2 separate regions of the Homo sapiens genome follow, and region 2 is linked to region 1. Evidence: chromatin loops called from intact Hi-C (ENCODE). Cell type or tissue: mammary epithelial cell. All regions are shown on one strand.

Evidence for each region. Hi-C counts contacts between places; a loop is a spot of excess contacts. Peaks named below come from ENCODE experiments on the same cell type or tissue, not always from the same donor. Only the 100,000 strongest peaks of a DNase experiment are listed, where the experiment ranks them.
Region 2: it touches region 1 in a loop (12-fold over the local background); 5 of 110 quality-filtered maps call a loop at or near these places.

The regions. Positions count from the first base shown.
Region 1 is chrX:15,470,111-15,472,610 of GRCh38, reverse strand. The region is part of intron 3 of PIR (pirin); the gene reads left to right. All of the region lies in intron 2 of PIR-FIGF (PIR-FIGF readthrough), which reads left to right. Among named protein-coding and RNA genes, the nearest start is that of PIR-FIGF, 20 kb to the left of the region's middle. In mammary epithelial cell, a CTCF peak has its summit at 1,419 (motif pointing left); a DNase peak (open chromatin) is centred at 1,400; H3K27ac peaks cover 972 bases.
Region 2 is chrX:15,669,319-15,671,818 of GRCh38, reverse strand. It overlaps a transcript of CLTRN not described here. Among named protein-coding and RNA genes, the nearest start is that of CA5BP1-CA5B, 4.9 kb to the left of the region's middle. In mammary epithelial cell, a CTCF peak has its summit at 1,086 (motif pointing right); no DNase peak of the experiment used is centred here.

The sequences.
Region 1 (2,500 bases):
ACTATTTTATATAAAAGGAATCATATGGTATGTGGCCTTTTGTGGTTGGTCTCTTTCACTTAGCATAATGTTTTCAAGGTTCATTCAGTTTGTAGCATATATATTTCTTTATATGCCTGACTAATATTCTATTGTATCGTATGGATATTCTATTGTATGGATAGACCACATTTTGTTATCCGGTCATCCATTGGTGGACACTTGGGTTGTTTCCATTTACACCTTTATTCATAGACTTGCCTGGATTATCTCTGAAAGGATCCCCAAGAAACTTGTAATGTGACCTCTAGGGAAGGTTAGCGGGTGACAAGGGAAAGTTGTGGACAAGATTATTGGTTTTCGCTGAACCCTTTTTTTCTCTTTGTACCTTTAGAATGTTCAGTTGTATTTGTTAATTATTTAAGAAATTCATGTTTTCAAAATTTCTTCTTCGCATACCAGCCATTCAGATATTTAAAGATGAACTGTGCCCTCATGGTTAGTGAAGGTCCTGATGATCACTTGTTCTCCAGGAACTCTTGCTGAGGCCTCCTACTTGGGTTTGCCCTCTCCAGATAAAGTGAACCTTACCTGTGTTCTATTCCTGTCAACCAGATAAGCTAATAATATATGCCATTGTGTAATGGGGATGAGGACTTTCTCTAGAAAACATCTGTGCACCATTAGAGGGGCGCATGAGATTTAGGAGTGCCTTAAATCAAAAGCATAACTTTCTCCTCCACAACACATTGCCTAGCTGAAAGGATATTAAAATAGTGAGTGCACTCATGAGTTTAGAAGTGGAGGCAGAGGACTTTCAAATTGCATGAAAGTTAGAAAATAATTAAGGAGGAACAAGATGGGTATAGTTGAAGAAGTTTCATGTTTTGAGGCAGAAGCTATCCCTTCTAACAGAAGGATCTGGGAGGGCTTCAGGGAAAATTTGCCCATTTAGTAAGGCCTTAACCAATAAGTAAGATTTGACTCTCTGGATAGTGGAGGTAAAGGTGAAAGTCGCGGTATGGGGATATAGTAGAAACAGTGAGTCATCTAATCGGGCTTACAAATGGGATGTGGAAGGATGGGAGGTGGAGGAGTATTATAGGGTCTAAAATTTTAGGTTGGGCCATTATTGGGGAAGGCCCAAGCTTCGAAGCCCAAGCTTGATCTCTAGCTATAGATGAATGAACAATATTTCACATCCTGAAACTGTCAACTTAACACAATCACGTTAAAATAAAACCATCTTTAGCCTAAAAGTTCTGCTTTTTGTGGAGTGCTGTCTATGTCAGTGGTTCTCAACTGGAGGTGATTTGTCCATCTGGGTCATATGGCAATTTCTACATTTGATCTTAGCCAAAAGCCCAAGAAGTGACTCATTTGCAATTTCTGTAGTCATTTCTGAGTGTCACAACTGGGGAGTGCTACTGCCATCTAGTGGGTAGAGGCCAGGGATGCTGCCAAACCTCCTACAGTGCACAGGCCACTTCCCACAGCAAAGAATTAAAGCCTCGTCTGTGTTAACAAGCGTAGGTCACATGAGGGAGAGTAGAAATTTAACTGAAATATTCTTTGAAAGTAGTCCAAATAAATTCCCAACAAATTTCCCTATACATCCTACCCACACCACATTGCAATTACAAACAAAAACCATTCATGTCTTAAAGGCTACATTCCAAGAGTTTTTAAGTAGAAAAATTGAGTGTTGGGGGGGTGGGGGGCCGGGGTGCGCTGGGCGCGGTGGCTCACGCCTGTAATCCCAGCACTTTTGGAGGCTAAGGCAGGTGGATCACTTGAGGTCAGGAGTTCAAGACCAGCCTGGCCAACATGGTGAAACCCCGTCTCTACTGAAAATACAAAAAATTAGCTGGGCGTGGTGGTGGGCGCCTGTAATCCCAGCTACTCGGGAGGCTGAGGCAGGAGATTCGCTTGAACTCAGGAGGTGGAGGTTGCAGTGAGCTGAGATCACACCATTGCACTCCAGCCTGGGCAACAAGAGTGAAACTCTGTCTCAAAAAAAAAAAAAAAAAAGAAAGAAAGAAAGAAAGAAAGAAAAATTGAGTGGGGGGAAATGTAATAAAGACTATAAGCCAATCATTAAAACATTATTTTATATCACCAAATATAAAATAAAGCTTTTCAAGTGAAACGAGAAATAAGTCCAAAGTAAATTAACATAGATCATTAAATGATAAAAAGCTTCATGCAAATTGTCCACACTATTAACAAAGCTGCTTCAGAGTCATCCAATCAACAGACTCTTAGAATCACAGGCCTGACTACACAGGATTAAACTTGAAGGAAATTTGCCATGCAACAGTATTAACTACTGATATATGAGAAGCTTCATATGTTGATACGTTACCTGTAAGCCTCAAAACAATCTTGAAAAGTAAAAATTGTTATCTCCCCCATTTTACACATGAGGAAACTAAGGTTCAGGGAGGCGGTGACTTGCGAAGTTCACACAGGCCATACAGAGCAAGATTTGGTGGGCCCATATGATCCCAGGCCCACATTT
Region 2 (2,500 bases), 200 kb before region 1:
GATTGTAACATCATCTGTTCTATATTCTAAAATTATTATTAAAATAAGCTCATTTATCTTTTTATTAAGATGGCCAATGAAAAATAATTTCCTGTTTTTTGTAGTCATGGGCACGTAGTGGGCTGCCAGTCCAACAGCCTGTGATTAGTAAATAAAGGGCACATTGGAAACTCACTGTCAGGGAATGTCCTTCCCATCTCCCATTGTCCTTCTCTGTGTCATTTACAATGAACCCATTCCCACATTGAAATCTTCATTAGCCTCTCAGGACCATTGTTGGAGAATCCAGACTCTCTGACCTCTAAGATCAGAACCCAACTTGGCTTTTCAGATGCATCTACACTGATGCTCTCTCCCCCATCTTCCTCTGAACCACTCTACCAGCAAGTCCCTGCTGTTGGCCATATCCTGTATCTGTCCTTTGTGTTTGTTTTCAGATTTCCTTAACTTGTATCCTGTGGGCTTTCATGTTTTATCTTTAAACATCTTGCCATTGTTCCAGGTCTATCTTGATTATCATTGAGAAACCTTTCTTCTATTTTTCTTTTGTTAACAGTTTTATAATTGACTTGTCAAATCCAGTAACTTTTTATCCTCTTTTTCTCCAGTGTTCCTATAGCATTTTGTTCACAATTGTATGTGCATCTATTGCCATCGTGATTTACTTTTGTGTCCTACAAAATTGTAAGTTCCTGAAGGGCAGAGACTATATTTGGTTCATTTTTGCATTTCTCGTAGCCCATGAATATGATAGTTTAAGAAAACTGAGTTGACTAATTTGAATCATAAACTGAAGTTCTAATAAGCTTGTGACTGGAAATTAAGTACCATGAAATGCATTGCAATGTATATATTTTTACATTCTTAGCCTTAGAGAAACCACACACACACACACACACACACACACACACACACACACACACACACACACACACACACTTGTCTCCCTTTTTTCTTCTGTTCTTCCTTGTGTGGGTTATTTCCATTAACTCAACTACAAGAAGAAAAGAGTTACCTAAATGACATTTTTAAAGTTTGTGGGGGTGTTTTGCAGCATCCCTGGCCTCTACCCACTAGATGCCAGTAGAATCCTCTCATCTGCCATTCATGATGACTAAAAATGTCACCAGACGTTGCCAAGTGTCTCTGGAGCACAAAATCACCCCCAATTGAAAACCACTGAGTTAAAATAGAACTTACACACAATAGACAAAAATACTTTGTCTCTCCATGTATCTTAACACTGACAATTTAAAGAGAATAAAATTATTTTTGTTGCCTAATTATACTGAAAACATTGTATAAATTATTAATAATACAAACATCTTGATATTGTTTATTATATATAGTATATCCATTTCATTACAATTTAAACAAGGAAGGATGTCATTTATTAAAATTCTACAACATTTAGGAAATCATTGAGTAGAGCCATTTAATTAAGATATTAAAACTTCCAAAGGGGTTTGTGTGTGTGTGTGTGTGTGTGTGTGTGTGTGTGTGTGTGTGTTTTGTTTTTGGTTTTTGTTTTTTTTATTTTTTGAGACAGAGTCTCGCTCTGTCACACAGACTGGAGTGTGGTGGCACAATCATGGCTCACTGCAGCCTCAACCTCCCTGGGCTCAGGTGATCCTCCTGCCTCAGCCTTCCAAGTTGCTGGGACCACAGGTGCATGCCACCAAGCCTGGCTAATTTTTGTACTTTTTGTAGAGAGGGGGTTTCGCCATGTTGTCCAGGCCTGTCTTGAACTCTTGGACTCAAGCAATCTGCTTGCCTCGCCCTCCCAAAGTGCTGGGATTACAGGCATGAGCCACCATGCCCAGCAGCAAAAAGTGTGAAGTTTTAAAATCTTATACAAAGTTTCTATGTTCAATTATTAAAAGTTTTAATTGATTTCTTTTAATGTGTCACAGCCAGATAACATTTCTGAAAATCCAATAAAAATATACAGAATAATGTCACATTTGAGATGGTTTTACAGTTTACTAATTTTAGGAGCTATATATTTACTAAATTTCTGTTTTTGATAATGAAACAAAATAACCAGGGTCAATTTTAAAAGAAACATTGGTCATCTCCACCTCTTGCTTTATTGGAGGTGAATGGAGCCTACATACGCCCACGTATTTATACGAATCTAGTGAACTTAAGGGATCTTGCATGAATCAAAAGAACGACACATGTGTTTTCTTTTCATGTGATCTCATATTCTGTTTACCCCAGAGCAGTAGATCCATAGTTATGTGCCCAGAAAGTGCTTTTCAAGAGTGTTGTGGAGTATAAAAAACACGGAGAAATCAATTTCGTTTTCCCATCTCAGGAGACTCAGTGCCCTTTTGTGTGGCTCATGGCAACAGTAATCTGAACTTTTAAATCTACATGCTCTAAACTCTGAACGTTTGGAAGTAAATAGTAACATATTCAGAATGATTGAACTGCTTTATTTGTCATCATTACCATGGTTACTAATAAGTTATGAAGCTCCCATATGTGAAATTGC